Regions from separate parts of the Homo sapiens genome. Here region 2 is linked to region 1. A link is a loop called in an ENCODE intact Hi-C map of the cell type or tissue named here. Cell type or tissue: A673. All regions are shown on one strand. Links, peaks and the distances in the headings refer to the core of each region. The heading gives the core; the rest is flanking DNA. Region 1 holds the start of HCN1 (hyperpolarization activated cyclic nucleotide gated potassium channel 1). Region 2 has its middle 230 kb from the start of MRPS30.

Evidence for each region. A loop is a pair of places that touch in the nucleus more often than their neighbours do. Peaks named below come from ENCODE experiments on the same cell type or tissue, not always from the same donor. Only the 100,000 strongest peaks of a DNase experiment are listed, where the experiment ranks them.
Region 2: a loop joins it to region 1, with 6 times the contacts of the local background. A loop is called at or near these places in 27 of 110 quality-filtered maps.

The regions. Positions count from the first base shown.
Region 1 is chr5:45,687,638-45,704,540 of GRCh38, reverse strand. HCN1 (hyperpolarization activated cyclic nucleotide gated potassium channel 1) reads left to right here and starts at 8,161. Exons shown (of 8, transcript NM_021072.4): 1 at 8,161-8,872. The coding sequence starts at 8,448. RefSeq lists enhancers at 8,787-9,286, 9,287-9,788. In A673, for the core only: CTCF peaks have their summits at 7,904 and 8,104 (motif pointing right); DNase peaks (open chromatin) are centred at 7,150 and 8,150; H3K4me3 peaks cover 548 bases; H3K27me3 peaks cover 4,467 bases.
Region 2 is chr5:45,029,753-45,041,982 of GRCh38, reverse strand. No RefSeq gene overlaps it. Among named protein-coding and RNA genes, the nearest start is that of MRPS30, 230 kb to the right of the region's middle. In A673, for the core only: a CTCF peak has its summit at 3,408 (motif pointing left); a DNase peak (open chromatin) is centred at 3,402.

The DNA.
Region 1 (16,903 bases), core at 5,103-13,102:
TTAAAAAGACAAAGGAAATGGATAAGCTCATTCCATTCTCTTTAAAAAGACAAAGAGAAAAGAAACAACATTGGAAACCATCATTCTCAGCAAACTATCGCAAGGACAAAAAACCAAACACCACATGTTCTCGCTCATAGGTGGGAACTGAACAATGAGAATACTTGGACTCATTAATGAGAACATCACACACTGGGGCCTGTCAGGGGGTGGGGGGAAGGGGGAGGGATAGCATTAGGAGATAATACCTGATGTAAATGACGAGTTAATGGATGCAGCACACAAACATGGCACATGTATACATATGTAACAAACCTGCACGTTGTGCACATGTTCCCTAGAACTTAAAGTATAATAAAAAATAAAATAAAATAAAATAAATTAAAAATTAAAAAAAGAAACAACATTGGGAATAAGATAAAGAACAAAGATAAAGAGAGGGGAGTTTTGTTGTTGCTGTTAAAGAGAATATAGTATACAAATTTACACTCACTGTTTAAAAGCTTGGAAAATTGGGGAATTTTCTGATGTAATATACAGTATCAAACAATTCAATAGCACTATCAGATAGCCCAACAATTGTAGAATAATCAAAAAGCTGGCAAAGATACTCAAATGAACACATTTGTGTGTTTCTAAACATAAACTTTGACAGCTATATCACTTACATGGAATAAACAGTTATAGAGCTCAGAAGAAAATAAAGCTTTCAGATCTCAGTCTGTGAAAAGCCAGCATAACCAAAGCTGGCCAAAAATAGCAAATAATAAAAATATGACCATCAGCATTATCATCATCTAACAACATATCGAATTAATATGATAGTCTAATGTGATTATATAAGATTTATGCCTGTAAAGAAAATATTAATCATGTTTATTATAATCTATTACATTAGCAGATTAAAAGAGAAAAGACAATCATCTTGACATATGTAAAATTATTAATAATATGTATCAATTTATTTTCTCATTAAAACACTTCTTAACAAGCAAGAAGAAATCTACCTTAATATGATGAAGGCTACCTTACTAGTAACCTATAGCAAATGCCATAAAATCAGAAGAGTTACTATTACATATCATTAAAACAGTGTCAGTTAACATTATAACTATTACTATTCAGCATTTAATTGAAATTGTTTGCCAGAGTAGTATGTCAAGAAAAGTGTATTATAAAAATTGTTAAGAAAGAGAACAAACATATAGTTGATAGATGACATGATTATTTACTGACACTACCAAAGAGAATAAACTAAAATACCGTATTAGATACAGTTTAATAATTCCCTACTACAGCTATATGCAAGGACAAAGTCAGTAGTAAAAAAATAATTTTTCTATAACCAAAAATAGCCAGTTGGAAAGCACAATGATAAAATGTCTCTTTTTTAAAAAGTCAGAACACATATCAAATACCTAGCAACAAATCTGAACGAAAAATTTCCAAGACTTATATTAAAAAACTATACAATAGGCTGGGCATGGTGGCTCATGCTTGTAATCTCAGCACTTTGGGAGGCCTCGGTGGGCGGATCACGAGGTCAGGAGATCAAGACCATCCTGGCTAACACGGTGAAACCAGGTCTCTACTAAAAATACAAATAATTAGCCGGGTGTGGTGGTGGGCACCCGTGGTACTCGGGAGGCTGAGGCAAGAGAATGGCGTGAACCCGGGAGGCAGAGCTTGCAGTGAGCCGAGATTGCACAACTGCACTCCAGCCTGGGTGACAGACCGAGACTCCATTGCAAAAAAAAAATTAAAAAATAGAATAAATAAATAAATAAACAAAAAATAACTATGCAATAGATTACCTTGTATTTAGATACATTGGTAAGATAGGTAGAGAGACAGATAAATGGAGAGATTTACATATTAAGATGTACTAATTTAAGGTTATGACTATGTTAATTATTTATCAATTAATGCATAAATTTAATGTAATTCCAAACAAAATTCCAGCTAGATTGTTTAAAATAATTTGACAAACTTATTCTCAAATTAATATGAAGGAGAAAATAGGAACAAAAGTATCCAAGAATTTTAGCTGTGTGCAGTGGCTCATGCCTATAAACCCGTAACTTTGGGAGGCCAAGGTGGGAGGATTGCTTCAGCTCAGGAGTTTAAGACCAGTCTGGGAAATACAGGGCAGGGCAACACCATCTCTAAAAAAAGATAAAAATAAAAAAATAAAAGAGAGAGAGAGAATAGTTGAATAATTGTGGGAATATTTTAAACAGACATGGAAAGTAAAGTCAGCTTTCATTGACTCAAATTTATCAGTCTTTTATATATGGCTTCTTTTCATTCTTTGCAAGGAATTCATTACTCTAAAATTACATGCATGGTGAAAGTTTTATATGTAAAATATATTGAAAATAAAACATACATATGTATCATATATGATCATATAGTAAAAGTAGATAACTCACAAATGAATAACTATAAGAAACTCAATGAACATGGGAAATCTGTTTATTCTTATTAATAATTGTGAAAATGAAATTAAAACTCCAATGGCCTATCATTTTTTTCTTGCTCATTTTAAATTGGAAAAAGTTGTTAATATCTGATTTTGGGGCAAGCGTATGAAACAGGTAATCTCATGTGGTCTTAGAAGAAATATATATTCCTACAGTCTTTGGAGGGCAATTTGATAGTTACTACCAAAAGCAAATTTACCCATGAATTGAGTAATTATCTTTACCTCCAATGTTTTTTCTCCATATCTATATTGATAACTACACAGAGATATAATAAGGATATTAATTGTAACACAGTTTGTTTTAGCACAAAAGAATAAAACCTCAAATGTGCATTAGTAAAGGAGATGTTAAGTAAATTATGGTATATCCATTCTACAAAACAAATGCAGGCATTAAAGAAAAGGATGCTATAAATTATCTCATGCTAATATCTTCAAGATATACTTTGAAACCTTAAATCCAAATGCTGGTACAATAAATATATTAAGAGATTAGTTATGTAAAATAATAGAAATCAATATATGCATGTTAGAGTCAAGAAAGATAGGCATGTGCCAGCAAAATGAAGATGAGTTCATGGACTACTTTAAGGTTTTTCTTTTTAAATCTTGTATTCTTCAAATGTTTGACAATAATATGTATCATTTAGCGCTGATACAAGAAGGAAGAAATAGGGAAAAAATATCTATTTTGCTTTTGAATAGAGACTCAATATTGAAAGATGATAGTTCTTCCTAAAATGTCTCTATGTGCAATGCAAACGAAATGCCTTAACTACAAAGACAAGTGCCAAAATTTGTCAAAAATAATTCTACATGTATATGAAAAAAAATCATGTTTAATATGTATGTATGCAGACACATGAAGAGAAATACAGATGTTGGGATTGGGCCACCATATATTAAAACTATTAAAATTGTATAGTATTGTTAGTCTTTATATAGGCAGGTCAATGGAAAAAATTCTGAAAAGTAAATATCTATCAATCTTTTAAAGTGGCATAGTCTTTTCCAGTGTTTGCTTTTATAAACATTTACCTATCATGATTTTTAGTATTTACATTATAATACTAAATCATCTTAAATTCACTTTAGGAAATGACATGATATTATATTCTACCTTCCTTTTCCCTGGAATAGTTAACCATCCTAGGACCATTTGCTATACAACATATCCTTTGCTCATTGATGTGGAATGACAATTTGGAGCTATGATTAAAACTAAAGTGTGTTTCTGGTATTTATTTATTTATTTAGAGACAGGGTCTCACTCTGTCACCCAGGTTGGAATGCAGTGACGCGATCTTGGCTCACTGCAACCTCAGCCTACTGGGTTTAAACTATTCTCATGCCTCAGCCCCCCGAGTAGCTGGGATTACAGGAGCATGCCACCACGCATGGCTCATTTTTTTGTATTTTTAGTAGAGACGGGGTTTCACCATGTTGGCCAGGCGGTCTTGAACTCCTGACCTCAAGTGATCTGCCTGCCTCAGCCTCCCAAAGTGCTGGGATTTACAGGCGTGAGCCACTGCACCCGGCCTGGTTTTGACTCTTTTGCATTGCCTTATCTGTCTCTTTCTCTGCTCAGTGCTACCCTAAGCAATTCTAATACTTTGGACATTTTTTCATTGTTTTCATTTTTAAGCCATAGCTTATGAACTGTTAAAAATGATTTATTAATCCAGTTAAACTTTAAAAACATTTTGTTGCTTTTGTCCGCATGGAGAAAACTAATAACACTTTTTTTTGTTGTTCGTTTTAAAGTAAGTAAGTTGCTTTATTGGTTACCAGGAATGACTGTATATTGCTGGTGAGTTGTTTGGTTTGCTTTCTTTTTTTTCTTTTTTTTAAGTTTTACTTTAAGTTCTGGGATACATGTGCAGAAGGTTCAGGTTGTTACGTAGGTACACATGTGCCATGGTGGTTTGCTGCACCTATCAACCTGTCATCTAGGTTTTAAGCCCCTCATGCATTAAGTATTTGTCCTAATGCTCTCCCTCCCCTTGCCTTCCAACCCTCAACAGGCCCTGTTGTGTAATGTTTCCCTCCCTGTGTCCATGGAATCACCAAATTTTGTTTGAAACTTAAAATCAATTTTGGAAGGAGCACCATATTTATAATATTGAGACTTTATGGACAAAGTATATAGCTAATTTATTTAAATGCTTTTTATGTCTTTTATCAAAATAAAGTATCTTAAACTATGGATCTCAGACATTTCTTGTTAAATTTATTATTGTGTAGTTTTCATTTTTAGTTGCAATTGTGAAAAAAATCATTGTTCTCTATATTGCCTTAATGGTTATTGCTGATGCTTAGGAAAAATGTTAATTTTTGCATGTTTACTAAAGTAACCAAAAGTTGATACCAACTTCCCAACTTCTATTATTAGTTATGATGATTATCCAGTTGATTATTTGGGGTTTTCAGGAGACAATATTATCAATTAAAAATACCATGCATTGCAGAAATGGTGGATATGAGCGTATTGTTCTGACTTTAACAGCTTTAATGTTTCATATTAAGCATGATGTTGATGTGGCTTTCCAGATAGATAATCAGATTTGCCTGTACACAAGACACAGAAAGACTGTGAGGTTGTCAATGAGGAAGTTTTTTTTTCACTGTTCCTTACCACTGCCTTCTTCAACAGATGTTCTTATTTTATTTCCTTACACGTGTAATATGTTTGTAACATATTACTCTGTCCTACTAAGAGGGTCAAAATGTCTTATCCCTTAAATCTTTAAGTTTCACTGAGATTTTCCAATAAACCATCAAACTTCAAGTCACCGATCTATCTTTTTTCTTTCATTTCACGTGTGCTAGTATCTGCTGCATGGAGATTTTATTTTAGATGCATATTAATCTTCTGCTGCTGCCTTGCAATTTGATCTTAAGCAGAGTATTAAAGGAGACAGGGAACATTTCAGAAGATGCACAATTCTTGTATATATTGAATAGCACCCATTACAACTACTGATGAGACGTTCTCCTGAAATTAATTCATAATTGATATTCTCTAATGAGTCCTCAGAAATCAGATTCCTGTAAAATACTAAGCATTTTGACATCATGAACATCTAATGACACAGAGTCAACATGATGGTAGTCTTATTTCTAAGATGTCTTTGAAATAAACACTCGCATTTAGCTCGCTAGATTTTAGCTTGAGATAGTTTATCAACAAACCGATACAAAGACAAGATAAGAAGAGATTATTCTGAAGTTTCAAGATTCTCTCTGTCTCTTCTTCTATCACTGATTCCATTCTTTTATTGCTTTCACTTTGTCTCAATCTTCTTGAGAGTTCATTCTTCCTCCAAAGAAAACTTAAATTTCATATTCTAAACAACTTTAAATCAACACTCTGAAAAGTAAATAAACATGACTTTTTATATTGCTGACAACTTTAAGTTAATGCATTGATATAATATACACATTCTCAAATTTTTAAGAAAATGTATTTTTTGAGATTTTGAATAAATAAAATATGGCCTAGAAGCTATACTTGGAACAACCAATGACTTGTGATCTTTTTAAGACATTTCTTAGTTCTATTTTGAGATCTTGTTTTTCAGTGATTCTGTCATATCAGTTTAGTACAAACCTTGAAACTCAGAAAAACTTTTACTAAAATAACTGCCTGGTCATGAGTAAGATTAAGTTGCAATAGAACAAACAGAGAGATTGGCTAAAAGAAAAGCAAAACTTACTTAAACTCAGCATAACATTTTAGATGGTATATTTTTACATTATTATAAAATTTAAAATTTATGTTAAAATATACATTGTCACACTCATGACTGAAAATAGAGGGACTGAGGAAGCATGCAGAATGGGAGAAAAGTAGGGAAACATCTTTAGTCTAATAAAGAAAAGCTGCCTGAGTAATCGGGTCTTTCTTAGGCAGAACTGTGCTTTGGGCAATGTTTGTTTTTATCCATTCCCGTGGCTTCCTTCTGCCCTCAGCACCTGGTATCCTTATCTGACCTCTTGGCTTTCCAAAGTAGAGAAAGGTCTCTATTTTGACAGATCAGAGCTCTATATTTTCATATTTTTCCTATCTCTTACCATTAAAATTTGGCCATCCATATTTATTCTTAGGGTTCTGGTATATGATTAGTTGAAAACAGATGGTGCCTGAGTCAGGACATAGCTCCGTGAAAAAAGGAGATTTAGCACAGGCTATGGTAAGGAGAATGGTAAGGAAATCTTACAGAATTGCAACTGAGTTAGGCCTAATGGCTCGTTTCTGCTTCCCTCTGCTATTTTCTCTGTTCTCTGCTTCCTTTCTCAGCCTCTGTTAACCCCTCAGGAAGGCATCCAATTGTCTTCCTTTGTCTTTATCCTTGCTTCCTTCATTGTTAATTGGCTTCATCACTGTTTAATTTTTCAGAAAAACACCTTGATTAGCCCCACTCATTTTTTTTTTCCTCATGATAGCTCACTAGTTGCCAGCCTGACATACACATTCCCTCCTTGAGTGCCTGCCCCTTCTCCATAAAATGTGGCTACAGCTGACAGGAACCCAGGGGATCTGGGACTCTTGGCAGGGCAAGATTTCCTTTGAAGAGGCTATGGGCAGGGAGGCAATGCTTGTATCTGAAACAGATGTTTTGGGACATTCGGGAGTCTTGAAGCTCTTCAGACGCCGGGGCTCCCCTGCTGAGTGACTGGTGGGTTTGGCAGCACATTTTGCTTCCTTTAGCTAATCCAGTGGGTTTCAGAGACGCAGAGGGAATAAGAGGAAACGGATAATGCTTTCCTCAGCATCAGTACTACACTTGTAAGTTTCCCTTAAGAGTGTTCCCCCCTTCTGAAATGGTAATGACATTCTGACGAGAGATTCCAAGACGTCTTAACTTCCTAGCGTGGTGTCGTTAAACACTGACCGACACACACATCCCTTAATGTGTTTTATTGATTATGTAACTTATCTAAAAAGATAGGTCAGCTCAGGCGAGGCCTCCCTCACACACTTTTCTTTCAATATTGGTGGCTGATAGATCTGCTTGCACGTGTATTGATACGAATGGCCTTGGAAAGAAAGAAATCCCGTCCTCTGTTTAAAAAACTCTGCAAGAATTAACAAGGATAAGTGTAAGGAGGTCAGTTGTCTGTCCCCAGGTGCAGAACCTTAATCTGAAAAGCCCCAAGCAGCTGGTTACCTAGGATTACACAGACCTGGTAGCTTTTGCCCTCTGCCTCTCTTTCTAGTACACACGCGCACGCGCACGCACAGGCACACTTTCCCTGATACTTTGGACATTTATTTTCCATTGTCAAACTTTACTTTCTTTTGGACATTTGGTTTTGCACTTGAATTGTTGGCATGCATAGTCAGCTTGTCCCCTTTTCTCCATCTGTAACGTTATTCAAACAGGCGTTCAGACAATGTCTTCATGAGTTTAAGATGTTTGTTTCTTTTGGACCAACACACACTCGCTAGTTCAGTCTTGCTCTCTCTCCTCTCTCCCCTGTCTTTCATGCAAACATACACCGAGTCCTTCTCCACGTGTACCAATGAATGTCTCCTCCGAGGGCTCTTGAGTTCAATGTCACGCTGGGCAGAAGTAGAGCAAGAGTAACGAGCATGTGTGGAGAGCGGACGGGGAGAGACCCTTTCTGGCCAACAGAGGGCAGCCGAGGGGAGGCGCTGGGGCGCGAGGGCTGAGCCGAGCTGAGCCTCGCCTAGCTCCGGCAGCCTCAGCTTCAGCACCAGCCGCACCGGAGCCCGGACCGCAGCCACTAAGGGCAGCGGCGGCGGCGGGAGCCAGGCGCGCAGCTAGCAGCGGCGCGGTCGGGAAGCAGCAGCCGCCGCCGCCGCCGCCGCCGCCGCGACGGGCAGCTGGGCTCGCCGGCAGCCGGCTCGGGCCCCTACCCTCTCGGCTACGTGTCTCCGGCGCCGGGCGGCCGGCGAGTCTGGAGCCCGCGCCGTCGCCGGCCGCGTCCTCCGGGCATGGAAGGAGGCGGCAAGCCCAACTCTTCGTCTAACAGCCGGGACGATGGCAACAGCGTCTTCCCCGCCAAGGCGTCCGCGACGGGCGCGGGGCCGGCCGCGGCCGAGAAGCGCCTGGGCACCCCGCCGGGGGGCGGCGGGGCCGGCGCGAAGGAGCACGGCAACTCCGTGTGCTTCAAGGTGGACGGCGGTGGCGGCGGTGGCGGCGGCGGCGGCGGCGGCGAGGAGCCGGCGGGGGGCTTCGAAGACGCCGAGGGGCCCCGGCGGCAGTACGGCTTCATGCAGAGGCAGTTCACCTCCATGCTGCAGCCCGGGGTCAACAAATTCTCCCTCCGCATGTTTGGGAGCCAGAAGGCGGTGGAAAAGGAGCAGGAAAGGGTTAAAACTGCAGGCTTCTGGATTATCCACCCTTACAGTGATTTCAGGTGAGGGCTCCCGGTCGCCGCCCCACCCTCCCTTCAGGCGCGCCCTGAAACGCGCTTCCCCGCCCTTGGGTGGGGGGCGTCCCGGGGACTAGGAGGGCGGGCGGGGGGTGGCGCTGCCGGCGGCGTCGGCTCGGGCTAAGCAGGCTCCACTCGGCGCCTCCGGGTAGTTTCCACCCAGGAGGGGCTCGGAGGATGTGCTCCTGTTGCCCGGGAATCCCGGACGGGCTCTCCTCCTTGGCCTCCTGAACTTCGGGGACAGATCAGGGAAGGATGGAGGCCACGGTCACCCTCCTGGGAGGAGGCGAAGTTGTACAAGGGAAACTTTTACTTCAGAGACGAGAGCGTGAGGAAGCGGGAAGCCACCCTTCCTCGCGCGGCTCCCTCAAGTGTGGTCTCAACCAGGAGGGAAAAGGAGGCTTCTGGGGCTCAGAAGAAGACTGGGTAACCGGAGACAGCGATTCACAAGCCCGAGCAGTTCCTGCCGCGCTCGCCCCTGGGGAGTGTGTTTAGTCTGTTTTTCTTTATAGGCGCTGGTTATCCTCGCTGTGTTTACTCAGAAACAGCGGCCGGCAGGCAAAAGAAGGGCAATTTGCACTTGGATAGTCCCTGACGTGAGGTCTCACCAAAGCCAGGCGCTTCCAGGCAGGGCAGGAGCGTGGCAGGAAGCCTCTAGTTCCTGAAACAGAGAGAGGGGGCGTTGACAGAGCCCCTTTCTGAAATAGAGCGGCACCCTTTCTTGACCTTGACTGCAAGTCTATTTCAAAAATCTTTTTCACGTCCTCCAGCTCGGGAAGAAGGACAGGAAAGCTGTCAGCAGGAAAACTCCGCTTTGGAGAATTAAAATTAAGACGTTTTCTGATCTTACTTGTCGCTCAAGTATTCGTTCGGTGATAAGCATATTTAGAGATTGTCAAATGAAGGTCGTGTAGTAGATCCTCTTATTAGCGTGTGCACGATTATCTTAGCTCCTGAACAAGGCTGGACTTCCCATTTTAAAATCCAGAACTAGTAACTCCTAATAACTCAGGGTGATATTTATTTATTTGGCCGAACTCGTTCGAAAAGAAAAGAAGAATCAACTAAAGGAGTATGTGCATATACTAAGTATTCTTTATAGGATAAATATAGCAATGTAAAGCAGCCTTGGAGTTAGTTTAGAAACTAAGGGAAATTGTCACCAACTACATGCCTTAACGGGAGCTGTCCACAGTTCTGAATGACATTAGCTGTGAAAAATCCACAGTCCCGCCACACAAAGGCTCAGAGTGACGGTCTTTGCCTTCTTTGAGATATTTATCGTCTCAGAAATCAGTAGCCTCCGTGATCTATGCAAAGAGTGAATGGATTTTAGAAAGTGTATAATTTTAAGGTACTTATTTGTAAAAACACACAGCAAAGTCCAAAGGAGAACTTATAAAACCTAATGACGTTTATAGTCTAGAGAACATTAAGAGTTTGATTGAAAGAACGTTCATTAAAAATTTTAAAAAAAAGAAAATGTTCATATTAAAAAGATGTAATAAATAATCAAACCTGTTTCCTCCAGTAGGAAGATAGGGAAGCAAACTTATAAATGACCCTGTTCTAAGATGTATAAGGTTGTCATGTTCTTTAGAATTTTAAAGGTGGGAATCAAGTATAGAATATTATCTTTTCCTCAGTCCCCAATGGAAATATATTTCACCTCATTTTAAAATTTTTAAATGAAAATAACTTACATGAAAAAAGTCTCCAGTCTTAATAGCAAAAATAAATGTGGTATTTCCAGAAATGTACCAGGTTCAATATTAACATGCAAAAATGCTGAACTTTTAACATTTAATTTCACTCAATAAAATGATTACATATGATGCTTTTATTTTTTCAGCAATGTGAAAAGGACTATCCCTTATCAAAATGATACCACACATCAAGTAATTAAACTTTTTCCCACTTGCTAAATAAAAACATAGGGCCACTTTTCAGGAATTAGAATAGCATGCGAAAGTCTTTTGAATGAATGGAATTACAGGATTCTCCTTATTTTCCCAAGGAAATCTTCTGAGACAAAATATCTCTTTAATAAAAACATTGTTACTGAACAAAGGAACAAATTGAAATCAGGTGATGATTTAATTTTATTATCCATTTCAAAGAAATGGGAAATGATTAAAAACTGAGCTAATACTCTAAATTCCAGTGTGGAGTAGTTTGGAATATTTGACTTTTCCCTTGTATAAATGGAAAAAAGAAAATGGCAGGCACAAATTAAGCAATTATCATTATTTAGATCTTTTTAAACTGAAAGATATCTGAAAAAATAGATTTTAAAACATAATTACAATATACACTGGTGTTCTAAAACAAACTGCAAAAATAATCATGTACTTGTTTACATTCAGAATATATTTACATCTTATTGTTTCATTTTTTTGTATGATCTCAAAACCAATATAAGATTTTCTAAAATCTATAACGTCAAGATAATGTAATGAAAGAACAAAAATAGGAAAGACAAAATTCTAGCGGTAGTTTTTTTCTACAGGGAAAGGAATGTGTGAGTAATTTTCAACAGATACTAGAAATTTTTGCGGTCATGATCTAGCCTTTACTTTAGGCCCTTTCCTGAAGGATTATTTCAGGGAGGTGCTTTACTACAATTCCTAAAATGTCAAACTTAAGTTCATTAATCATTTAACAACTGAGTGAATGACACTTAAGAGTAATTTCTATGAAGAGTGGGGAGTTATTACAAATGAAGATATCCAGAGGATTCTTTTCCTTGACACTTTTAATAAACCTTTACATGGCCAGAGAAGTTTACTATGTTCTTACTCCAGGGCATGTCGTGACTTTAACACTGTTTCTAGTTTCCCTGCTCACGATAATTTTTAAGACTGATAGCTTTCTACTTTACTTACCTCAAGGGACAAGGCTGTGCTCCCACTGAGACTTTCAGAGAGCTAGCTAGTGCCTCTTTTCCCCACCAGAGCCCAAGAGTGCTATTGCTGTGTCTGGCAGGTAGTTTTCTCTACCCCTGGCGTAAGTAGGGCAGAGTTGCTGTATTTACCTTTTTCCTCAGCAGAGGATGACAATAGAAACCTTCAGAGAGTAAAAAGCAGTCCAATAGTATAGGTACTGTTTGAAATAACTGGGTGGAAGCTACAGAATTTAGTAAACACAACAAGCTCATGTTTTTGTTTATGCTGTGGTATATAAGCACCCAAACTAGGGAAAATAGGGATAGTTACTTAAAAACAAATGTAGCTCGATTTTTCTGTAGTGACAGTATGGTCTTAGTCTTATTGAATTTCATGTGAACAACACATAGACACATTTAATTTGGAGGTTAAATATGATTTTTAAAAATTCATGGTGATTTTATATTAATTAGCTAGAATTTTACTAAGGTTTAAAAGTGATGCTTGGCAAGCATTGTGCTTCCATAGCCAATTGATAGTTATGATATAATCATTTAAATAGGTTGAAAGAATATTTAGAATACTTTTGTGGATGATTTTTATTATGCAAGCAATTTATCTTGGAAGAATTTATCACCAGACTATTTGCCATTTTAGGGATTCTGTCATTATTTTGTTCCATCATGCTTACACAAAGGGACTTTTAAAAAGAATGCTCCTTTCCATATGTATTGCCAGCCAACATCTTGCTCCTCATAACGGAGGCAGTTTTGTATCTTGACTTCTTATTTTTTTCAATTTCTTTTCATCATTAGTATGAGTGTGTGAAAAGCTTATTTTGTTGTAAGTACTCAAGGACTCTAGAGATGGGAGTTACTTCCTGAAGATACCGTCACATCCGTTCTTCCATCTCTGCTTTGAATTGCAGCCACAACTGTACTGATATCAGAGATCACTGATGTGTTCATTAGGGAAGGGAGGCTTCACCCATATTATACAGTTCATAATAGAGAGAACATTTGCTTCCAGGAGCTTCTCACAAGAAAACAATTCAACCTTCTAGGGTTTAAAGACGAATTAGCCTACTGTTATGTTATCTTTGTGCTGAACACACTCTGTATCTGCCAGCAATGCTTATTTTATTTGCTTTTCATATCAACATAGCCAAAATTAACCATAAGAATTTATTTTTTTTCTATGTTAGGTGAACCTTTTTGTGCTTTAAGTTCAATTACATTTTTCTTAGTGGCTCTAGCAACTGTTAGACACAACATGAAATTTCTTCAAAGATTTAAACGTGTGAATTTATTTAGTTACTTTTTCTTAGTATACATGTAAGTTATGCAACTTTAAATTTTAGCAAATGTTTCACTGTTGCATTTAGTAGATATTATGATTTATACTATTAAAATATTATAAGATAGTTTTCATTTTTTTCTGAGCAACTTTCCCTTTAAACCTCCTTCGGGGTATGATTATAAATTGAGAATCAGTAAAGAGGTACACTTTACTAATCATATTTAATTATGTGGACTTGGGTTTATGAACGTGCCTGTTGAATAATGAAAGAAATTTAAATGCACTGGAAAGATATATTACTTATTATTTGTATCATAGGTTCATTTAAGAAAATTATATTCAACTATATCTGCTTGATCAAAAACCACAAACCAAAACAACATCACCACCACAAAGCAAGATAAATAGTATTTGTAATTCTGCATTATTATACTCAATGCACCTATGTCCTATAGTGAGCAGGAAACCAGCAGAATGCATTTAGTATGATTTTCAGGTGATAATCTTATCATTCTGAATATAATTCTTGTGTTTAGCAGATAATTCACTTCATTATTTAGAAACAACAATTGGGCTCCGGAAAAGAACTTTCAAATAGAGTCTCTTGTAAGTACAGTGCAAATTATTGCAGATCATTAGCACTACATGAAGAGTACTGAGCATTTGCAGGGTCTGTGACAAATTTTCATTTTATCATTTTGTGTAAAGGAGTAACAAACTATGAATTAGGCTGACACTATATATTTTAGTTGTAGAAATAGTGATAATAAAGAAAAAAGTCTGCATGCACTATGAAAATTATATTTTCTCTAAGTACTTTTCTTCTAAAAATAATTTTCTTTGTGAAGGCATCTGGATGTACAACTTACCATTAGTTTTACAGGAAAAAAAAATCAGGATTCCTGGTGCATCCTGGAATTTTATGTTTTTGCAAAATAAACCTTCATGGCTCTGTTAATTCTATTTGTATATATGTGCTACAGAAACTATTCAAGGGACTTTGTAGAAGAATATATATAGAAGTAAAGAATATATATAGAAGTTGATTATTTTTGAGTTGAGTGTTTATCTGACACATTTCACCCAACTTTGATAAGATTGATTTCATGACTCTTTCAAGTTATGTTAGTTAGTTTTCTCATAGTATTTTTCTATTTTGTCTAATAGTTGACCACGCAGTTAAAGCAAGGAAGCAACATTACTCATGCTTTAAATTTACAACTTATAATTTTATTTATATAAACCTAATTTTATTTTCAGGTCACTAGCTGTAACTCTAAAAACATAAGGCTAATTTTACATACATACAAAGTTAGTAAATATTTATAAATTTTAGACTATCAGCTTTGTTGTATACAGTTATTCAGTATTTTTTAAAAAGTGCTGCAACAAACATCTTCGCACCTTACTCTTCATTGTTTTGGCTAAAGTTCAGGGAATGGAATGACTGCCTATGAACATTCTAGAGATTCTATACATATTGATTTGACCAATTAATACTGCCTCCAGTTTACAGATTTCTTAAAATGACACGAATAACGTAGGTTCTCCAAGGTTGACATTCCTGTTATGATATTTACAGGCTGTTTTAGGACAGAAAATGTAACCTGTCCTCCATTTCATTCAACATAGAGTGACAAGAGTGATCTTTAAAAAGCAAATCTAATAATATTGTTATGCTCTTTAAAACCTTTAGTAACTTCCCATTACTGTTAGACTACATTGGACAAACTTTCTATGAGCTTCAAGACCCTGCATAATTTCAGCCGATATATGCAGCCTCATTACATGCCACTCATTCCAGCTCTGTGTTCCAGCCACTTGGGTAAATTTTTAGCTCCTAGAACAACCTGAGTTCTCTCCTGCAACTAAGATTTTAATGTGACATTACCCCCAAGCTTGAAATACTCTTTTCACTTTTTATCACTCCACATAACTAGTTTCTACTCATCTTTTAGATTTCCATTTAATCATTGTGCACACACTTATTTTTCTATCTAGGCTTTCTGTTCAGCAGAATTTATAATTATTTTTATATGTGTCCTTTCCCTGGAATTTAAACCATGCTACCTTATGAATCTTACTCAGTTTTACATTCCCAATGTTGTAAAAATGCACATAATAGACTTTTCTTGCCAAACTTTCTTAGAGGCTTCATTTTTTTTTCTTCAACTTTTATTTTAACTTCAGGGGTAAATGTGTGGGATGTGCAGGTTTGTTAAATAGGTAAACATGTGCCATGGTAGTTTGCTGCACAGATCATCCCATCACCTAATTATTACATACAGATATGGTTTATTTTTAACAGCTTTTTTGAGACAAAATTCATATACCATACAATTCACCCATTTAAAGTAAGCAATTCAATATTTTCTAGTAAGTTCACAGTTATGCAGCCATCACCACAATCAATTTTAGAATATTTTGTCATCCTAAGGAGAAACCCCATATGCATTAGCACTCACTTTCTCTCCTCTCCCGCCCTCCCGCTCAGCCTTAAGCAACCACTAATCCTCTCTCTGTCTCTGTAGATTTTTGCTTATTCTGAATATTTTATATCAGTGAAGTCATGCAATATATAGTATTTTTTATTGGCTTCTTTCACTTAGCATAATGTTTTTTCAAGGTTCATTCATGCTGTTACCTGTGTCAGTACTTTATTCATTTCCTTGCTGAATAACATTCCATTTTATGGATATACTACCTTTAATTTATTCATTTATCAGTTGATGGACATCTGAGTTGTTTCTGCTTTTTGGTTATTGTAAATACTGCTGATATGAATATTCTCGTACAAGTTTTTGCACAGAGATGTTTTCATTTCTCTTTGGAGTGAAATTTCTAGGTCATCATAACAGACCTGTAATAAATATTTATTGACTGAATGGACAAAGAATTATTCTCCAAGCAGGTCATGAGAACATTTAATCTTAGAGTTAATAAATTCAGATGAAAGCAATGAAAGCTCTTATTTTTTCCTACAGTAATACCTGGCATCTCCTTCCCACTGGCACCTGCAAGTATGTGCCCCAACTATTACATTTCCCTGCCCAATACACAGATGAATAAATGAAACTGCAGAGAAGTTATGTAGCGTGAACATGGTGACATAGATAGATAGTAAGAACTGGGCCAGGAATTCAGTTCTTGTGAATATTAATTTTGTCACTTCAACTCTTTTACATAATAAGAAACAAGGCTGCCAGTATAAATAATTCTCCAAACCTTCTGGGAAACGTGATGGATTGAACCTAATCATTTATACTTCCTCCCTCTTGAAGTCACTCCAAAATAATATGAAAAAGCACAGACACATTGGTAAGTAGAAGAAAGAGGAGACATCAGAGAATATAGATCTCAAGAACATTTGTAAAATAGGAAGTTAATGGACAAATTATTCCACTTCCACAATCCTTCACCCATTGAAATCCAGAAGAATTCAGGACTTGGAAATGCCAGTTATGAAATAGTTCCAGGAAAGCCAGACTGAAAACAGAATTAAATAAGGGTTTCCTTAGTGAATACAGAACTCCCTGTGCTCACATTAGGATGCTTGGAGCCAGGCCAATTTTTCTCAGTCGGGAAACTGGAGAAAATACCTCCAAAGGGAGACATTTCAAAGTCTTCAGATAAAAAATCATGTTTATTGCCTAATCACTCTGCAAAAATTCCCGCATGTGTACATTGAGGCTGTGATTATATTTTTGGTATGGCATTGGTTAATATGGAACTGAAAGCAAAAGATAACCAGACATTTGAGAAAAGTCTCATGAGGGAAGACTAAATCAAGCAGAGAAAGACTAAATCAAACAGCCAAAGAAGGTCCAGAGGG
Region 2 (12,230 bases), core at 1-8,000, 660 kb after region 1:
TGGACAATTTGCCATGACATAGAGATAACAGCTAACTGCATTCATTAATATTTATGTCGTCACCTATACATTTTGCTCTCTATAAAATAATATGTTATAATAAAAATGCTCACTTTTAACAAATATCTGTACATTATATTTGAACTTGCTTTTTCCCCCTTTCTTATATTTTTTCAATAATGTTTTTGTACTGACTAGGAGGTCGTTATATAGACAATTACTAATTTCTTCTTCAGCATTTTCAAACATTTTTCCCCCTCTACTTTTAAAGAGTTTCAGGCAACAATAGTATTCATGATTTGTGTTGAACATATCTCATAGTGTAAAGAAATATATACTGATATGCAAATTGGCCTCAGGATGAGTCCATTATAGAAGTAACATATTTTTCTTTCATTGTGAAGGTATCTATAATAGAAAATAACTGCCTCAAAAATGTTTAACTTATATACATTCAGACAAAATTCACATTGAAAGCCTGAAAACAATTCGATTCCAGTACTTATTCTTATGAATATATATAAAGAAGAATATCTTTGGGTATGACACTCTGTCATTCCTGGTAGACTGAGTGTGAAGCCTCATCTACAGTTGTTTTTCATAATATTATTTGCCTTAAGTGACGCAAGTTTTAGTTTTCTGAAAAAGCAAAATGTAATGATAAATGCAATATATATTTTTGTATTAAAAAGTGTGGGATGTCCAAGTGCCAAAGGCAGGAAACTTTAATGAAAATACTTGTACTTTGAGAGAAAGGGAAAAAATATCTACATTTTAAAGAGCAAAACAAAAAAATTTTTTATCTGCAATAGATATTAAAATTATCAGATAAATATTGGCTTGCTTGTCACAAAGAAAACGTTAAATAGTTTTGAAATCATATTTCTATGATGGACAGTGAATCATAAGTTTAAAATAACTGTATAACAATTGTTCATCAATAATGCTAAGACTGAAGATTGATGTAGGTCAGGGAAAATATTCTGCTAATTATCTGAACACAAAGAATTTTTTAGTTGGTGAGAGAAGTTTAGATCATATCTAGTCCAACACTCATTTCATATTAAGTAACTTTTTGGGTTGTGGCTATAGCGCTGAGACAGGCTCAGTTTTGTACCTGAGACAAAATATTTCACTTCCTCAAGTCACAAAATTATACTTAAAGAACCCTTAAAAACTACCACTTATGCCTAATTTGGCTAAGTCTACTTGTGTACTACCAGCCACCTATGTACTTAATGTTGTTCAGTCAGTAGTACAACTTTTAAGAAAAGGAGATTTGAAATAATAACGTAGACATACCATACTTAGTAATTAAGATTGTAACTAAGATTGACTAAAGATTTATATGAAACAGGCACTGCTACTTAATCAAAACCTATAAAAAGTTTATACACAAAGAGGAACCTAGTAAACATGCTAAGTGAAAAAAGCCAGTCACAAAAGGACTTATTTGATTCTATCACCTAAATTGTCCAGAATAGGTAAATTCATAAACACACACAGGAGATTAGTGGTTGCCAGGGTCTGGGGAAAACGAGGCACGGGAAGTGACCTAATTGATATGGGGTTTCTCTCATGGATGATAAAGATGCTCTATATTTAGTGGCAACTGTTGCATAGCTCTGAGAAGATACTGTAAACATAGCATTGTACATTTTAAAGGAGTGAATTTTATGGTATGTTAATTATATCTCATTAAAGCTGTTATATTAAATAAAATGTATGGTTTATTTCTTTTTTTTCACTGTCAGGACTTAAATCGGTCCTTTTTAACTTTTCAAGGGGCCTGGATTGTTGTAAAAGTCTCCTAACTGCAATCCCTATCTCCTTCTTCTGCAATATATTAGTCACACACAAGATCAATCTCCATGAACATGGTTTTTACATAACCATTAGTATCTTTACAATAATTTGTGAAAGGATAAAGATTAAAGTCTAAAATTTTGGTCAGCCATCTTTCCATTTTGATCTATCGTTTTTTATTCTCTACTGTTGATCTCCTATGGAACCTATATCTCCCCAATAATCATAACATTTTCCATTTTCATCTCTAAGAAACGACTTTTAGTTAACATAGTTACCTTGCTGGAAATCTGCTTCCTTTCCTCTACACTTCTCCCTTTCCCCATTCTTTGAAGCCTAATCCAAACCCCATTGTTTATTTATTTATTTTTATTATACCTTAAGTTCTCGGGTGCATGTGCAGAAATGTGCAGGCCAAACCCCATTGTTATCTAATTCTTTCCTTGGCCATCTCAGAACACAGTCAACTGCCCTCTTGCCGAAATTCTAATGTATTTCCTTATAAAGCATTACTCATTGTTTGACCAATCTTCCATATATTTTGTGTGTATATTTCTGACCCTTGAGGACATTGGAAGTGGCACTGTATGGCATATATGTCTCATAGTATTTGACCCATTATAGGTGCCTATCGCATTCAGTGATGGACCATGTAAATATATAGAGAGAATTTGTAACCAAGAAAAATTTTTCAAGTACACTAGGATTTTTGAAGCAGCATAAACATTTTTGGTCAAATAATATAATTCTAAACACATTACTTGCATATTACATAATACTTTCTAGCTTTACAGTTTTTAAAAAAATAATGGCAATTATATTTTCTGAAACAAAAGCAGAACATATGGTCTGACATATAGAAGGGAATATTTTAAATCAAAGCTAATTATGAATATGAGCCAAATGTTCAATGTATGATAAATCAAAATTTTAAAAATGTTGGTATCACAGACACTTGCATTGTGGACATGCTGTCACCCTTATTAATTATTTTATCTTTGAGCAAGTTAATCTTCCCATGTCTGATTTTCCTCATCTACAAAGTAAAGGAAGTAACCTATTCAACATCATAGGACTGTGTTAAAAAGTTAAAAGAGAAAATCCTAATGAAGTGCTTGGTACTGTGTTGGATACAAAGAAAATGTTAAATCAATTTTAGTCATCATTATTACTGGGCAGTGGTACAGTAAAATAATTTTTGTTAAGGATGGGCTATTACAACAAGCCACATTTGCACATATGAATAACAGAAAATGGCAATTTAAGCTTGCCTTTGGGGGATTCTATAAGTTGTGTCTGTAAGTGTCTCATTTAAGGATCACGTATTTTACTAAAATATGTAATACCAGAGAAGTAGATGTCTCTATGTGGGAGAATGCAGGATCTTCTCTTACAGTACATTTTGTCCAATACTGAAAATACAAGCTGACATGCCATTTCTCCATTCACTCCTTGGCCTTCTCACAGACAAATCTACTAACCAAATCAAGAGAAGGGTACTAACACCTAAAGATAATAAATAAAGCGGGGACTGACAACCAGCATACAATTTGAGAAGGAAAGGACAGAAAAGTTTAGAGGAGGTTCTTAGTGCCCCCTAGTGTTAAATCTCCTGCAGTTTTTTTGTTTCGTTCTGTTCCTTGAGTGGGTGTTTTACCAAGGGAGTTTGAAGTTAGAAGCAACTAAGCTTTTTTCAAATGATCCTTCACATTAGGCTGTCTCAAAATGCACACACACATAATTCTTTTAAGAAAGGAAATTCTTAAAGGCTAAAGACACAATGTGGTTATTTCATTAAATAAATGATGAATTACAAATGAAAGGAAACATATCTAGGAGAGGGACTCAAATTCTGTATTTAAATATATTCATCAATTGAAGCAATCAGATAATCAGAATATGTATATTTGAGAATATTTTAGCCTAAGTAACTCTAACCAAAGAAATGCAATGACTGAATCTAGTTAAACTCCTTACCTAGGCTATTTTTAATGGAAATGCTGACATCCTTAATACAGAGATCCGAACACTTCTATTCCAAGTGTATATATAGCCTGCAGTTAAGTCTTACTAAAATATGCTGAGTTAACTTCTCAGCTTTCAGGCTTTCATTTCACAAGGGTAGAACATTAATTTCATGACCTTCGAACGTTCTAAAAGAGTGTAGTTAACCACTGAATTAAATAATAACTGGTTTTATTTTATAGCTATCAAGCCTGTAGAAGGAGGCCCAAAGTTACAGGAATTGGAAACTACATCTGTAGCTTAGTAAAAAAAATACTTCATATATTTTGCTAGTTAAAATTTGTCTTTGAAAACTTTTTATAAAAATGGCAGTTGAAAGTCTAAACTATTTTGGAACATTTGTAAGTAGCTTAAAGAGAACTGAAATAGGTCATCATAAAGAAATAACTAGTCGACTTGCTTTCAGTCTGACCAATATTTCTGTCGATGTGATTATATTAGAAAAGATTTTTATTGTTGAAAAGGAAACCATGTCTGATGTGAAACTGGTCTGGACAAACCTTAAGTTTGAATCAAGAAGTTTTATCTCTAATATAGTCGCTTCAAAATACTTGTACTGGTTTTTGTATTCTAGTGTTCTCCTGATGAGGAGCATTCTCAAGTTTTCTTCATTTTAAATTTCACCTTTAAAATATGGGGAGGAGGACGGTGAGCTATCATCATTCAGAGTGTTCACAGCCAGAATTATTCATTATACACCAAGCCTTACTGTATTTCTTTCCCATAACTTCCCACTTGAGTTATTCATTATATACTGCACTTACTCTTATTTATGCTGACTCCACACCAAAGCCCACTCTTAGGAGACATCTAACTTCATTTAATCTAGTCCCTCTGTATCCCTTAATTCAAATGCAGAAGAATTTAAAGTTGTGATTATAGTTGATGAACTGCTCCTGGATGCTGAGATCAATTAGTAAAGAGTGACATTTTTTTTTTCCAAGGACAGACACTGAGGTAATTGGTACAGCTCAAACACCCTTGGTAAGAATGTTAACATATATGCTACAAAGAGTTATCAAAGGCAGGTGCTTAGACTCTTAAGATTAAAAATCCAATCATATTCTTCAACTTCTGAATGTAAACTTTTGAATTTGACAATTTTTTGCTGAAGGAACCAAACAGGTAACAGCTATGATAATTAGCTAAGCACGTGGCTCACATTATTATACATGATAACTCCTAAAATGAAATATTTTCATAGTCAATGGGATCTACAAGAATTTATTTTTAAGGATTTTTTTAAAAGAGAAAAGAGAACAACGTGGCTAAGATGAGATTTTTAGAAAATGAAAGCCTTAGAAAATAATATTGAAAGAAAAGAAAATAGGAGGTACAGTACATTTAGTGTTAACACAGTATTAGTATCAGAGGTTTGCCTGGCATAAGAAGGAGTCCAAATTTTAAATACAGGTACAAAAGTCCACAATTTTTTTCATTCTGGGTTGCTTTGTTTTCCCTCATCTCTTTTGTAGAGAGTACAATGAGCCAAATAAATTAAAGAAGCACTCTTCACTCCTGGGGTAAGACATAGACATCGTTACACACACTGAGGCATGAAATACCTAATCAAGTCATGGAAGTGAGTTCATCATACAATCACCTGAGTTAACATGTTTATAAAGTCCATAGCAGTAAGAAAACATGACATTTTGAAAAATAACACACCAAAACAAGATATATCTGGTTTATGAACTTGAGATTATCTTACATTATCTGCTATCCTTGAATAAACCCATGTGAACATCTCTGGGGTTCAATGAAAAACAATAAGCACATAATTTTTGCCCATTATAGAGTAATAGTCCCAGTTAGCCATCATCCTTGTGAACAGAAAAAGGCATAGAAAGTTACCTGTGAAGAGACAGCTGACTAGCACTCAGCAGTGGGCTCAAGTGCTCTGTGGTAAGCCTGCAGGCCCTGGAGGAGAGCTCACTCTCCTATTAACCAGAATCCTTGACTTGACTTGTCACCTCATTGTCACCTCATATATTTCTCAGTTTGTGTCCTCTGGATGCTGATGGTCCTTCTATTGTAAATCCATGGTTGCTAATTCCTACAGCTTGCCTACCTTGTCTCAATATTATTCTTGTCAACTCATTCCGAATTAACCTCACTCATTGACCTGCCTTTCTAACAGGTAGTCCTGTTGCTATATAAATCCTGGTGTGACCATTCCACTCTAAATTAACATTAACATGGCAGATGGCAGCCTAAAAATCTCAAACCATTAGATGCATACATTATCTATTAATTATCTATAGAATGGTGCAAAAGTAATCGTGGGTTTTGCCATTACTTTTATTTTTAGTTTTCAGTCATAACATAGAGGTCACAACCAAAATTATAGAAAACTACCTGGTATTAGGCTGGGGAGTCATAAGAGTAGCTAGGGGGCTTTCAGGTTTGTTGCTGAAGAAACAATGGCAAAGAGGTGCAGCTTTCTTAACTATGGTGAATTTTGAGTCTATGCAAGAAAGACTTCCGTTTTCTGTACTGGGATAAAATATAAATTAGGAAAGTTTTACTTAATTCCTTACACCATGCTGGGAAGACAGTAAAACTTCAATAAACAAATATTGAAAATGGAGAGGAAAAGAGATGAAAAAAAGAAAAGATATAATGAGGAAAGCAGGAAGGAAAAAAAGAAAGTGTTGTGAACTGACCTAGGCCAAATTGGACAATCAGGAAGTAACGAGCTCTTTTGATAAGGAGGCATATATTCTGGCCATATATAGATAGCCCTTATCCACAGACTGCCTCCCAAGTGATATTAGTAAATGCAAGCAAGGGTCAACAGAACACTATTGAGATACAAACTTGTATTAGCAAATATGCAACATGAAATGGAATAAAATAAAATACAAATACATACGGTCCAGTTCAAGAAGGTCTGGAAAATTCCACTCTGTCCTCAGATACTCAGACAAGCACCTTGCTTCAAGATTTCACTATGAGGCAGGTGTCAAAATATTCTCTAGTGTGCATCCCTTTATCTGAGTGAGGTAAGAGTCCTCCAGAAGTTCTAGAACTTGACTGACTTTTAAACCTTATTTATTCTAAAGGTGGCACCTGCATAAACTGGCTGTCCAATTAAATGCCTTAAACACTCATTTTTTTCAAAAATTTTCTTTTCTAACATTTGTAATGTTAATTAATAAACCTTTGGTATCAACTTTAATACTTTTCTTTAAATGCTTCTAGAATTTGCAATCTTGACTACAGTATTTCAAATACTAAATTACTGTCCTTAAAGAATAAACTTATCTTACTCCACCCCCACTCAAAACACACACTTGTGCCACAATGTTTATAGTAAAACATTTCAAAATAAAATAATTTATCACATACAAAGTAAAATGGAAGGAAGGAAGCCCTTTGGACTTCTTTGATGCTAGTAAAGAGCCTATAACATTCAGTAAATGTTTGATTAAACTAATTGAACTTTATATTGAAAATACCTTCTATGCAATGATGTACTACAATATCAATTTCAAATATTACTTTCCCATTTAAGTATGAAATAAACAATTAGGTAAGAAGAGAATGACAGGTTAAAAAAAAGGAAAAATTGGTCTAAATGAACACAGCAGAGAGTTTGAAAGCCATTTCAAAGTGATAAGAGAAATTAAGGCTAACAATTAAAATGAAATTTGACAATAAATTGCCTTTTGAAATTCAACTTGAAAAACCTCCAAAATGTCTATTTTATTAAGTGGCAAATTAATTTCTTAGAAGATTTTCAAACCTTTCAAATTTAGACATAAGAATTTAATTCATTATGAATTTAATGAATTAAATTCATATTTTGCACAGAAGTATTCATATTCTATTTCCAACTCTTAGATATTTTAATTATGGAAGTTATTTTCAAATTCAAGGCTCAAGACTGTCTGGATTCTAGAAACATACACTTAGAGTTTCTGGTAGTTTTCAACCACTGTGAAGAAATGTTTTAACAAATTTATATGTGATAGAACATTTAACATATAATTATTTGGTGGTTAGGTTTCTAAAAAACAGAGATGTCCAGCCTGCACTTCCATAGAATCTCATTTAATTTGTCTGGGGGAAGGCCCAGGTATCAGTATCTTTATAAAGTTATAAAGCATGTATTTTTTTTTCTAATGTATTGCCACATTGGAGTCACTACTACTGCTAAGATTTTGCCAGAACCAGAATATTCTAGTAATTAATCTGACATTAATATGTACTTGAAGGAGCCTTTAGGAGAGTATACCAATACGTTTATATCTTGTCTTTTCAATGAAGTAGCAGCTAGCCAGATGTCATCCTTCTAACAAGAATATTTAGAAAACTACTACTTATAGAATATTTGGTTATTCTTTGACCATATTGGTAAAAAAAAAAAAATCACTTTATTGAAAGGTATTAAGTAGTGAAATATTCCAGGATGAAAAGGAAAGTTAAGAGTTCTGTCTCTTACAATCTGATATAAATCCATTACCAACTAGGAAACATATTCAATAAAAGAAATACCTGATCATCACTATATTTGGAACTAAAAACAGAGCAGGAAGAAAATATATTTAATAAATGAGAAAGTTATATAAGTAAAACTTTTATTAACAAATCAAAACAGAGAATTGAATAGTCACTAGAGATCTTCAGGGATCAAGTTACTTTTACCAAATATGCAGACAGGAGAAAAACTCCCACAAACTTTAATTAATCAGGAGTTATGTAACCAGATCCTTAATAAGGTTATTACAATATTTAAGTTTTAGAAAAAAGAATCTATTAAGGAGTCAGTACAGTAGCTCACAGATTTTATTTACAGTACTCCAAGTTTACCTTAAAAAAATTAGGAAATAAGTGAGAATTGGCCTAGAGCATCTTTCCTCACTTAGAGACCTACCTGCTGTGCTTTGGCATGCAAGTGTCCCTCATTGTAAGCCTGAAATCTTACCTTGATCCATTCTACTATAAAAAAAGTCTCAGTTTTGTGTTCCATTCCTCATATATTTGTTCTCATGTAAGTTAAATTAAATGATAGATATTCATTAAATATATAGATCATTTCCAAATAAGATAAACTACTTACACATTAATTGCTGAACATAAGTTTGAGCTTATCTATTTTTGGCTGCTTCTTAAAGAGGAATTAGAGATATTTGGATCTGCTGGTAAGTGTGCCCTGTGTTACATAAGAAATATGCATACTGTGAGGAAATATATATTTTATAAGTTATTAAATTATGCATTTACCAGTTTTCACTAGATACGAAGGTTACTAGGGGTTAAGAACTCTAAATGTTGTATGTAATTAAAACTACTAGAAGTACTAAGGATGAATGAAAACAACTGTATGCAAAAAGTGTACAAAAAAGTAGGATGTTTTTAATAAAGAAAAGTATATAAGGCATGTGTTTTCACTAAAGGAAAAAAGAGTAAATTTGTCTTAAATTAAGATGACTATTATAGAATAAAAAAGGAGTGAAAGAGTAAGACAAAAACTGAACAGATATAGAAAGCTGTAGGCAGTCTGTGAAAAAAAATTTATGTGTGGTCAAACTACTAAGATTAGATAAATTAGTTCAATAATGTTCTGATAAAAAGCTAAAATTTTGTTTCCTCTGTGTTAAAAAGGATAATGCTTTCTTGGATAACTGATCAGTTTTACTAAGAGATTATAAAAAACAATAGTTTTGGTTTATCTGTTAGATAATCTGCCTAGAATATCTCAAAAGATTTGTCCTCTCTCTTCATAAGAGAAATGTTAAACTAATTAGGCTTATTTGATATGTTAAATTACATGGGAAGTATTGTCAAATACAGGTAATGTTTAGTCTTCTTAGGTTGCTATATATATATATATTATATATATACACCTTATATATATATATATATACACCTAATATATATATACCTAGTATATACCTATATATACCTAATATATACCTATATACCTAATATAATATATATTCTGTAATGTAGATGTTCCAATAAGTATATGAAATTTCTAGAAATCTGATATGTTCTAGTATGATAGTCCTATCTCTAGTTATCATCTCAAAATGTTGCATGTCACAAAAACAACCAAATTTCTTTGTCAATAGCATTATAATGAGCTCTCATCAGTTCTTCGATCGTGGTCATTTTAAGTCTTTTGTCATCCGCAGACAGTTATTTAACTTTGATGCTTTCATGAAACCTTTTACAAGCAGCTATGGTACAAAATTACAAAGATTTCATTAAAAAGACTGACAAGTACAGGTTTCTGATAACTTTAAGATTGTACTATTGAACTGGGTAAGGATTTCCAGAACTCAGTTGGAAAACTGATGGATTCATAAAACTGCTAAGTCAATATTGAACAAAATGATAATTAATTACATGGGGCTAAATTAACTGATGAGAATAATTATGTCTCTTATGACATTTCTTTAAAATATTGCTGGTTCTTTAATGTCTTATTTTTCAGATTTAAGGAATTCTTTTTCTTGGTTCTCTTAAGCTGTCTATGACTTACAGTGGTTTGACAAAATGTACTTCTGCAAACAAAAATATTTACATTTTTCTATCTACCTGATCACTGTGTAATTTAGAAACTCTCACTAACTATTCTTATTTTCATGGCAATATGAGTATTTGCATACGTTCCATAAGAATCTGTTGTCCTCATAATAGGATAAAATTGGACAAGTCCTTGGCTTGACTTTTAGTCCGGAGAGGTTTTAGAAGTTTTAACTTCAGATTCCTTATTACCAAATCATTTTAAAAAAACAAACAACCAACTAAGACTGACTTATACAAAGTCTGTAAGGCCCATTGGCTATTACCAAACCTACAACTTAAATGTCATACTTTAAAATATGCATAGAATCAGTATTGTTGCACTTATATAAATAATCAGGTCGAGTTCAATGAGCTTAAGCTTTTTTAAAAAGATAAGGCTTATTTTGGGTAAATTTGGTGATTATTTTTGGTAAAAAAAATGGGTGATTATAAAAAGGAGTGTATTTTAATAGAAAACTACAGCACACCCATTATAAAATTCTAGTCCTCTTTATTATCTTAGAGGTTTGTTATCCACTCACAAATTGGATTGCATCGTAAATTTTTCTAGTTTCAATAAAAACTAAAATTGCCCCTTTCCCAAGCCCGGCAAACTGAAATTAAATGACTGGATAGAAACATCAGAAAAGTTAAAACAGGTCACGTATGAACAATTTTCATGCCTTCTGCAATGTGGGTCACTCAAAGAGTTCATCAAAATTGCTGATGATATAATCAGAGATATTCAAACTGGCTCATCAGATTGCAACTGCCATCCTCATTCTGTCATCTAAAGATGCTGCAAACTCAAATTAGAAATCTTGACTAGCAACATTCTGAACTCAAAAACTAAGATCATAATGTGGCCCAACTATTAACTTGTTTTTCTTTTGTTTTCTATAGAATGAGGGCTTGAATTTTCCTCGCGCAATAAAATCTGAAATGAACAATTTAGCCTCAGCAGTACTCCAAAATATTAAACTTATGGATAACTTAACAACTTGACAAGGAGGAGCTTGTACTTATGCATATAAAAATGTTTCTATGTTAATAATCAGAAATTATTGCCCCAAATTTAAATTATCTTCAGAAACAAATGTAAGTCTTTCATCAGAGATGTGTTGCCTCCTTTATTAATGTATTTAGTCAGTTAAATCATGGCTCCCAGGAATTTCTGCTGTGAAGTCTTTTGAAATCCTTGACTATTATTCTCCTTACACTCATGGTATTCACTTTCCTACTGCACAGTATCCGCTCAAGAGTATTAAACGCTTTTCAGCAGCCACTCATGTCAAATGATTGCCATCAGGATTACATGACTTGAAGAACTCAACAACCTAAAGAACCCAATAACTGGACCACTCAAGCCACAATGACTATGCAACCTTGAAAAACAGAGATGAGGTGACCTTACATGGCAATGCAACTATTGATGATGATAACATTTCCTTGAATCTTTGTTCCAGTGACTACATAAATAATGGTAACTAAGAGTAATGCTACACTGTTTGGACACACTCTCGGTATGCTGAAAGAATGACCAAAAGAGGGGAATTTTTAAAGTAAATTAGAAAGAAGAGCTAGCCTGAAAAATCCCTGAGCAGAGAAAGCAAGTTAGGCCTCATAAGTGACCTAAATCTTGCTTGATTTGCCAACATAAGCAAAACTTAACTTTAGCTATTTCTTCTAAATGCCTATATCAAATAAAAAGAGAACTTAAGCTCAGCCAATTAGAAGGAGCCAAAAAAACCCGTGTAACTATTTAACTGGAAACTTCCTGACTAGATAGACCAAATATGGCAACTGTATAACTGTAACCAGTCAAATACAGGCATACCTGGGATTTATTGCAGGTTTAGTTCCATACGAATGCAATAAAA